2 separate regions of the Homo sapiens genome follow, and region 2 is linked to region 1. A link is an interaction called in ENCODE POLR2A ChIA-PET data of the cell type or tissue named here. Cell type or tissue: A673. All regions are shown on one strand. Region 1 overlaps MARK3 (microtubule affinity regulating kinase 3). Region 2 overlaps EIF5 (eukaryotic translation initiation factor 5).

Region 1 (5,000 bases):
TATGTAATACTGCTTTTTGGTGCTCCGGGAAATTTGTAGCCTTAAACACATTATTAAACAAGAATGACAAGGAATGCATTAAACATTAAACTAATAGTTTAGAAAAGGGAACAAAATAAATCTCAGGAATAAATAATAATGTAAGGAGTCAGTAAAGCTAAAGGCAGAAAATAATGAATTTGAAAACAGTAGAAATGGTAAATCCAAAACTTTGGTGGGTGTCCCCCCCCCTCCCACCGACAAGGAAGTGAGAAGAGAGGCAATGAAATAGATAAGCTACTAAGTGCTGCCAGGGGGAAGGGAGAGAAAACACAGAAAAATGAGGGGGAAATACCAGATACTGAAGAATTTAAATTATTATAAAGGAACCTTTTCTGCAACTCTGAAAAATGTTAGAATATCCAAAGAAATTGATAATTTTCTAGGAAAACATGACTTACCAAAATTAACTCTAGAAAAGAATCGATACACATCAGTAACAACAGAAGTTGAGAAAGTAGTTAACATATTGCCAAACCTGGAATTCATGATTGAATTCTTTGAGATCTACTGTGAGTACATACTCTGCCTCTGTTCAGCTGTTCCAGAACTTAAGAAGAGGAACTTCCAAATTCTTTTCTCAAATTCAGAAACAATGCTATTGAAATATATTGGAAACAGGAACGAAAACTACAGTTCAGTTTCACTTATAATATCCATTCTAAAATTGGGAATTAAAAATACTAGCATATAGGACTAAATACTGGTACATTTATCTTTGTTTCCCCAAAGATTCACTAAATGATGGTAACGGAATTAAAAAGGAGGGGAAAAGAGTCCAGGAATTGAGTACTGAGGCATTCTCAGGAAGAGCACCAAGAGAGGGAGGAGATACCCAGCGGTCACAGTGGAAGTCGTCTTTGAGACTTAGAGCGTTTGAGGAAGGGGTCGTCTTTAAAATAGGTTACCTACCTAGCACTTGGGAGACCAGACCAGCCTGTGGCAACCAGTGACATCAGTTCCTTTGAGTCTTTCCAGAGATACTCTGTATATTAAGAAGCAAATTTTTTTTTCCTTTTTTACACAAATGCATTTTCTTGAAAATTCCTTCTCATGAACTTTGCCAGCCTCTCTGTCTTGGTTTGTCTGAGAGGGCCTTTGATGCACTCTTCCATTTAGGTGCTGTGGTAGTTGAGGCAAAGGGACAGTTTCTGTAGAGTGATGAGGGAGTGACTTAGGTGGCCTGGTCTTCTGTCCCTTATCTGTGTATCTGGAGAAGGGAGCCTGAACACCTTCATTGTGATGGTTTAGATCAGTTTTATGTCTGTAACCCCCGTGTTCTCTTTTACATACTCATTTTACTTTCGTATCGGTTGGTAAAATTGTCTTTTTTTTTTTTTTTTTTTACTAGAGACTAAAATTCTCTCTCTCTTTTTTTTCTACTTGTCAAAAGGTAAAATTTTATTTTTCCAGTGGTAATACTTGACAACCCCCAGGTCTTGGCTATTGGGACATGTTTCTTTACTTCTCTGATACCGTAGATTTAGTGTCCTTGATATCCCCATTGCCAGGATTCCAAATCTTTGCCTTCAAAGGTATTTATTCTCCTCTTGTGTGCCAGTTCCATAGAGGATGTATAGATGTGAAAATGTGTGGAGGATATAGATTGATCAGTAAGGAGAGAATTCTTTCAATTTATACGTTTCCATGTAATTTGATTTCTTTTTTCCAACTAACATCTATTTAAGATTGAAAAGGGAATGTGGAGAAATAAGTTGTATTAAGATAGTAGAAATAGGCTGGGCGCGGTGGCTCACGCCTGTAATCCCAGCACTTTGGGAGGCCGAGGCGGGCGGATCACGAGGTCAGGAGATCGAGACCATCCTGGCTAACATGGTGAAACCCCGTCTCTACTAAAAATACAAAAATTAGCTGGACATGATGGCGGGCACCTGTAGTCCCAGCTACTAAGGAGGCTGAGGCAGGAGAATGGTGTGAACCTGGGAGGCGGAGCTTTCAGTGAGCCAAGATGGCGCCACTATACTCCAGCCTGGGCGACAGAGCGAGACTCCATTTCAAAAAAAAAAAGTAGAAATAAGGTGAGTTTCTCTTATTTAAATGGCCTTTTACAATTACAAAACTTTAAAATTTTTCTGGTATAGTCCTTATAGGGACTTTCCTTAAAGTTCACATTTGCCTTTCAGTACATTATTCCTATCCAAATTTAACTATCTTTGGTCATCAGATTCTGAGATTATGAAGTCTCTGGCATTTTTATCTCACTTGTATGCAAATTGTCAACTTCGTAAAAAGCTCTGTGCCAGTACCCACCTGTTGCTCTGGACTTTTCTATATCAGCAGCTTATAATTTGTTGATTTTTTTTTTTAGTTAAATTTCTAAGGTAGCAATGTGGAATCCTGAGATGAACGTAGACTTTGGAGTCAGGCAACCCACAATGAGAATCCTGGCTCCAGCATATATTAGCTGAGTCTTTGGATGAGTTTCCTAACCTGTCTCAGTCGTCTGTCTCTGTATACTGGAGATGATCATACTCAGCTGATAGAGTTGTGAAAATTAAGCTTAGATAAGACTGTGAATGTGAAGCATCTGGCTCTATGCGTCAGACACAGCAGGCACTAGATAACTGTTAGCTTCCTGCTTCCTCCCTGTCCTGCTTGTTTAACTTAGCATAAAGCTTATTTACACATTTGCTGCCTGCCAGTATCTACCTAATACATAATTCCAATAGAGAGGTGAATACATAAAGTTATTTGGGCTAATATCCTGCCACTACCTCTCTTGGGATTCTTTGGCTGCTCTTTTTGCCTACGGAATTAAATTTTTACTAGTCTTCTATCTGGTCCCATTTACCTGTCCTTTTTGTTTTCACATTGCATCCCTGGTATGACCTCTGCTGTAACTCAGGAGTTCTCGCATTTTAATATGGTGTCTGCAGAATATTAGTTATCCACTGCTGCCTAACAAATTCCTCCAGAACTTAGCAACTTAAAGCCAAATCTTTTGAATTCCTGTAATAGTCCATCTTTTTCCTGCTTTTTGGCTCTAATTCACTTTGTTTCATTTCTGCTGTACTGTTAGTAGAGACTTAAAAATGATTGCCTTCATTTGACCTGCTCCCCTGTCATCAGAACTGTGACAACTCTGTAACAAGCATTGTGCTGCGGAGGATTTAAAAGCTATGTGGTCATTAGAATGCTGAGGCTGGCTCAGACCGCAGTTGTTGGTAGTTAGTGCTTTCATGCAGGCATTTATCAAACAAATGCATTTCAGTTGTGTGCCAGCCTTGGTTTCAGGTATACAGTAGTGAAAGGAGACAGGCATGCTCCCTGTGGGTGACACAAGGATAACAAACAGGTGCACAAAAATGTGTCTTCATAGCTTGAAAGACATCCCAGGAAAGAAGTGAACAGATGGGCTATGATGTAAAACAAGGAGACCTACTTAGATACGTTTTCAGAGAATCTGCCTGAGACTTAAAGGATGAAAAGGGAGAAGACATTTAAAGGAATTTAGTATGTTCTGTGGCCAGGCGCGGTGGCTCACATCTGTAATCCCAGCACTTTGGAGGCCAAGGCAGACAAATCACCTGAGGTCAGGTGTTCGAGACCAGCCTGGCCAACGTGGCAAAACCCCGTCTCTGCTAAAAATACAAAAATTAGCCAGGCATGGTGGGACCTACAATCCTAGCTGCTCTGGAGGCTGAGACAGAAGAATCCCTTGAACCTGGGAGGCGGAGGTTGCAGTGAGCCGATATTGTGCCACTGCATTCCAGCCTGGGCATCAGAGTAAGACTCCGTCTCAAAAATAAATAAATAAACAAACAGTATGTTCTAGTAACTAAAAGGAGTTGGGGTGACTAGAACGTACCTTTGAGGGGTATGCAGAAGTTGGCAGGTTGCAGGGATGCCATGGCCATGGTCAGGGTTTCATTCTCAGTGCTGTGTATCCTGAGCTATATTGATATGGCATCCAAAGTGGAGATTGTTGTCTTTTTTTTTTTTTTTTTTTTTTTTTGAGTTGGAGTCTTGCTCTGTCACCCAGGCTGGAGTGCAGTGGCATGATCTCAGCTCACTGCAACCTCCAGGAGGTGTTGTAATTTAGCAGTTGGGAAGTAATTGGGAGATTTGAATTCTAGCTACCAATTCAACTATAATGGATTGGAAAACAAGATTTCTGTGTTAGTTTAACAGAGGAGAGCTAAAAAAGAACTCAGGCCTGAATGGTTGTCAGGAATTTACTTGGGTGACTATCTTCTCATCTCAGAACATAAAATGTAGGAATTACCACAGTTGCAAAGGGAGATGTTTATGTTGGAGATAAAAATGCTCCTCCCTTCAAAAATGAGACAGTATTTTAGATAGGAAAGGTTATTTATCTGATTACATGTTTTAAAATTCTGAGCGTAAGGTTATATGTCAAATCCTGTCCATGGGCTGGGCACAGTGGCCCACACCTGTGATCCTAGCACTTTGGAAGGCTGAGGGGGAGGATTGATTGAGCCCAGGAGGTCAAGGCTACAGTGAACTATGATCACACCACTGCACTTCAACCTGGGCAGCAGAGCGAGACCCTGTCTCAAAAAATAAAAATAAATTAACAAAAAAATCTGGTCCATGTCCATCTCCTCTTAGCTGCTAATTCAATTTTAGATTAGACACAGTGGACAAGGACAAGTATGGTGAGAGTCCTGTGATTTCTCACCAGCTTCCTTTCCACATAGGCCGCTGCTTCTCTTCTTCCAAGGTTTTTCCCCGCTTTTGCCTCCTGGAGGTTGTATCCTGGGTGTTAGGAGACTGGGTTCCGGACACATTCCCCACAGAAGGATAGCAGGACCTTAGAAGATCTTTTTCTTTCTTTTCCTGGTTTCCTCTTGTTTGCAAGAGGGTTGAATAGGATGGTCTCTAAAATCCTGTTGTTTTTCTGGGTTATATTAACCCAGGCCATAATGATAAGAACCTGCTCTGAATTCACAACATGTATTTATACAACAGCAATTTAA
Region 2 (5,000 bases), 100 kb before region 1:
CACCACCACCACCACCACCACCAAATGAAATTAATCCTCCTCCACATACAATGGTGAGTGCAGGGTTGATGGCCTAGTGGGCACTAAAGTTGTGTAAAGTATATGGCATTTGGTTGAGGTGGGTGGAAATGTTGAAACTAGCCTTCAGTGTGTAATACACTAATATTGTGGATTCCAAGTACTGTTTGTTGTTTGAATTAAGGTGAACCCAATTTTGGATGGAGATGGACTTGATGCCATTAACTTGGCAAAATCTGAACCTTTTTGTTGTTGTTTTTAAGGCCTTTGATCAAGTAGCTCTGTTTTCATAAACAGGAAGAAGAGGAGGATGATGACTGGGGAGAAGATACAACTGAGGAAGCTCAAAGGCGTCGAATGGATGAAATCAGTGACCATGCAAAAGTTCTGACACTCAGTGATGATTTGGAAAGAACAATTGAGGAGAGGGTCAATATCCTCTTTGATTTTGTTAAGGTAAAACATTTGCTTGGTCTGTAAATCAGCTTCAACCCAGCCTTGTTTGTGCCTTTAGATATATGATACTTTAGCAGTGTAATTAGGATTACTCTAATGCACGACTTTTTAGAACTCTTGTTCATTTAAATATTTTTTGCGCGTGATTCCAGGCACTATGTGTCACAACTGCCAAATTAGGCAGGAAAAATATGTTCATCAGAGCAGGGACTGGCTGGTGTCTTGAGCCTGGCAAAGTGTGCCTCCATTGCACTGAATTGTTTTCCTTTTCTTTGCAGAAAAAGAAAGAAGAGGGTGTTATTGATTCATCTGACAAAGAAATCGTTGCTGAAGCAGAAAGACTGGATGTAAAAGCCATGGGCCCTCTTGTTCTAACTGAAGTTCTTTTTAATGAGAAGATTAGAGAACAGATTAAGAAATACAGGCGCCATTTCCTACGAGTAAGCAAAGTGCTCTGGATTCATAAATGAGATTACAGTTGTGTGGCTTTCGAGATGGTCATATTAACCACTTTTGCTTGTCCTGTCATGCTTGAAAGTGGGGAAATTGACCCACCTTACAAGCCTCTGAGTATCTGAAAGTGCCATACCTAGGCCCTTACAAAGTAACAGGGATGTTTATGCATTGACCTTTTTGAACAACTATGGTATGGGCCATGCACTTGCAGACACTCTTATTTGGGTAATAGAGTTGTCAACTTAGAACACATAAAAAAGATTGTTAACACCAAGGTGTCTATTTGCAGTTTTGTCACAACAACAAAAAAGCCCAACGGTACCTTCTTCATGGTTTGGAGTGTGTGGTAGCAATGCATCAAGCTCAGCTTATCTCCAAGATTCCACATATCTTGAAGGAGATGTACGATGCAGACCTTTTAGAAGAAGAGGTCATCATCAGCTGGTCGGAAAAGGTGGGGAATACATAGGTGGGCTCTTAAAGTTCACAGGTTTTGGGGGGTTTTTTTGTTTGGTTGATTGTTTTTGGAGACGGAGTCTCATTCTGTTGTCCAGGCAGGAGTACAGTGGTATGATCTCAGCTCCCTGAAACCTCCACGTCCCGGCTTCAAGTGATTCTCCTGCCTCAGCCTCCCAAGTAGCTGGGATTACAGGCACCTGCGATCATGCCCAGCTAATTTTTGTATTTTTAGTAGATGGGGTTTTACCATGTTGGCCAGGTTGGTCTCGAACACCTGACCTCAGGTGATCCACTGGCCTCCCAAAGTGCTGAGGTTACAGGTGTGAGCTCCTGCGCCCAGCCGTTCACAAGTATTGAGACGGCTTTGAGATGAAGAAAAAATGTCTTAATATCTATAGCTAAAGTTCAGTGCCTGTGCTGTAGATTGTGATTCGCATCATGTCAGATTTGTAGTCATAACAGACTGCTGAGACTAACGTGTTCACTGAGTACATTGATTCTGTTTGAGGATTCAGACTTGTTAGGACCCAGTCCCCTCAGCTCAGTAAGGGGGATTGTATAAATAATCAAAAGTTGTTAAAATTCCTCAACTAAGAGACTTGTACTCACATTTTTTAGGCCTCTAAGAAATATGTCTCCAAAGAACTTGCCAAAGAGATTCGTGTCAAAGCAGAACCATTTATAAAATGGTTGAAGGAGGCAGAGGAAGAATCTTCTGGTGGCGAAGAAGAAGATGAAGATGAGAACATTGAGGTAAACATTGGGGGAGGAGGGTATTGGATACAGTGCTGGCATGGGTGTTTGAGATTTAAAAAGGTTTGTGAGGAGTGATATAATGGCAGTTTGGGGTAATTTCAGGTTTAGAATTTAAGATGCAGTAAAATACAGCCTCTCAATAATTTGGAAAATAATAGAAAGGGTGATGGAAACTGTGTTCCTACTCCTACACATTATAGTCTATAAAAAAACTTTAAAAATGCTCTTAGACTGGAGCCTGTGTAAGAGAACTTGCAGTGTTTGCATAACAGAGCTGTTCCGTGAAGAAGAAATAGCTGCATCTAGGCAGTTTCCTCCTCTGTGACCACAATTTACATTGATTTGTTTTATAAACAGATTTATCAGCTTATGTTGAATAAAATCATTCCTCTTAACAGGTGGTGTATTCGAAGGCTGCCAGTGTACCGAAAGTTGAGACTGTAAAGTCAGACAACAAGGATGACGACATCGATATTGATGCCATTTAAAGGGATGGATGCAACCTAGCTTAACAGTATAATGCTGCAAATTTTCCTCCATTATCAGCCAGAAGTGCAACATGTATGTGCAAAAGCTAAAATGGCTTAACATCATGCTACACTTTACACTAAAAATCTATTACTGTGAGTGGTCTGTTATTAAGCCCAATGAGACATCTAGGGAGTCCATACACATCAGTGAGCAGATGTAGTTTGCTTATTTATAGCATGTTTCTTTTTGAAAAACTAGTGGTGGACACATTTGGATCACATTTATACAGTTATAAAAATAAAGGTTTGATTTTGGTCGTTCTTCAGATGTTTGGCTCTGAATGACTTAAGCTGAAGTAACTGGCTCCTTACTTTAAATGTTCTGCCATCATTTCACCTGATGAGCATTCTTGGAGCCTGCCAGATATTGTTAGGTCCTGGGGCTGCAAAGAGGTCCTCAACAGGATGTAAAGCAAACTTAATTGTAATTAATTTATTCAGCCCATTAAGAAAGTACTAAAGTTTTATCTCTGTAGTTCCTCAAATTGGCATCTGGTAATGTACATTGTGAGGTAGACTGATAATGAAATGACAGTGTAACATCTTAACCAAGAAGTAAATATGACCTCAGTGTCCTATAAATAATGTAAGAGCAGGATTTGAAACTTGGAGAGCTGTTTTCTCATTTCATGTACACTTGCCCCAAATTGTCTTTGAAGTCGTGTGCATTGCACGTTGGATGAGCCAGGGAAATTATTACATTAACAAGCATTTTGTGTGTACGTAGTAGTTACTTTGTACTGAGAGAACTTGCTTTGGGGTGCAATTAATAAACTGATTTTATTTGGGAGAAACAAGGAAGGGTGCACTTAACTAGCAACCTAAGCATGATTTTTCAGCTTTTGCCCTTAGGGTTTAAATTACAATTCCAAAATGTTAGACATACTGTATTTTTTCGTTCAGTGTGGCTTTAATTTTCCCCTCTTGCAGTTTGTTCTGTAATGCCTTTTACATTTGGACACATAGTTTATGCTTTTTAGATTTTGGTTGCTTTCTTGCCAAAATAAGTGTTAACTGTGTTTCAAACTTGATTTTCTTTCCTTTTTCTTTTTTTTTTCTTCCAGAATGTCTTATTTAAAAAGAAAGCTAAAAGCATACTTCTAAGTCAGAGCCTCTATTTTGGTGTAAGACTTGGGATATTTTTTACTTCACATTGAATATAGCCAGGCACCCAAGAAGTCTGATGGCCACCTGAGTGCAGGTGACAAGGACCTGACAGAGCCCATGCAGGGCTTTAGATTTGGACACACAAGAGTTGATAACTTCCTCATGAACTCCTTGCCTGATCTAAACTCATATTATGGGTTCTGACTGTTTGAGTAATCATCTTCAAGGTTAAACCTCTTGGCAGTTACCCTTTTCACAAAGTGCACAGTGGGAATCGAGAATCGATAGGGTTAATTTTGGAGCAGTGGCTTATACCATTCACCTCTGTTTTTTTGTGATTATTTCACAGATAATGAGACCTTAATAACAAATAGGCGTAAAAAAATTTTCACATTGAAATGATAGAAACATTTGATGTAATAAAACTTGGTTGGCTTGATATTTTAAGGAATTGAAACCTAGCAATCTTATTGGAGAGACAAGAATTGGTCTCCAGCTGCCTTTGATCAAGATTCGGGTGCAAGTGGAGCAGGAGCCATATACCTGGAGGGAATGTGCTTTGTCACACCAAAGAGGATTTTTTTTTCTTCAAACTTGTATGTTGCCTAGGTTTCAAATTCTTTGCCGCAAGGCTGATCTGCTTTCATTAACTGGAATTCTGTAGGAGATACTGGTGACCTAAGCTAAGTTGCACTCAGCATACTCAGTGTCAAGCTAATGAGGTTCTATTATAAAGGTTCTACTTTTAATCTGAGGGAAAACATGTTCAGGGCTTCTAGAACACTAAAAAATTTGGCTTAAACCAGTGTTCAGTCTGGTGCCAAACTTCGAATGGAATACAAATTCACATAATCTGAACTTTGTTCACAGGTTATCCTAATAGAGTAATTCTTCACTTTGCTCTATTGAACTGTCTTAAGGATTTGTTTAAACAGCTAAGTTACTTGATTAAAATAATGATAAAATTGTATTTTGTCTTTGCTTTAATATTAAAGTTAACAAGTTTTCATTTTATAATGAGATCAAAGCATTGGAATCTGCCCTGTTTTGTAGCCGTTGCTTTGGATTTGTGTTGGATGTATCCTGCAGTTACACTTGCCAGCCCCACTCACAAAAGTTGTTCATTTCATTGGGTCACTGGCTTTATTTGCTAGTCTTGTCTGTGAACTGAGCATCTGCCTCAGTTTTATTACTTGAAATCTTGGCAGGTGCTTAATA

The links. ChIA-PET counts read pairs that join two places held together with the same protein. Peaks named below come from ENCODE experiments on the same cell type or tissue, not always from the same donor. Only the 100,000 strongest peaks of a DNase experiment are listed, where the experiment ranks them.
Region 2: POLR2A ChIA-PET joins it to region 1 with 8 read pairs; 10 of 35 experiments call an interaction of 5 or more read pairs at or near these places.

What each region holds. Positions count from the first base shown.
Region 1 is chr14:103,442,721-103,447,720 of GRCh38, forward strand. All of the region lies in intron 3 of MARK3 (microtubule affinity regulating kinase 3), which reads left to right. Among named protein-coding and RNA genes, the nearest start is that of MARK3, 60 kb to the left of the region's middle. In A673, no CTCF peak of the experiment used is centred here; a DNase peak (open chromatin) is centred at 2,601; H3K27ac peaks cover 3,205 bases.
Region 2 is chr14:103,338,420-103,343,419 of GRCh38, forward strand. EIF5 (eukaryotic translation initiation factor 5) reads left to right here. Exons shown (of 12, transcript NM_001969.5): 7 at 1-53; 8 at 316-474; 9 at 753-914; 10 at 1,220-1,384; 11 at 2,008-2,142; 12 at 2,544-5,000. The coding sequence ends at 2,633. Among named protein-coding and RNA genes, the nearest start is that of SNORA28, 3.1 kb to the left of the region's middle. In A673, no CTCF peak of the experiment used is centred here; no DNase peak of the experiment used is centred here.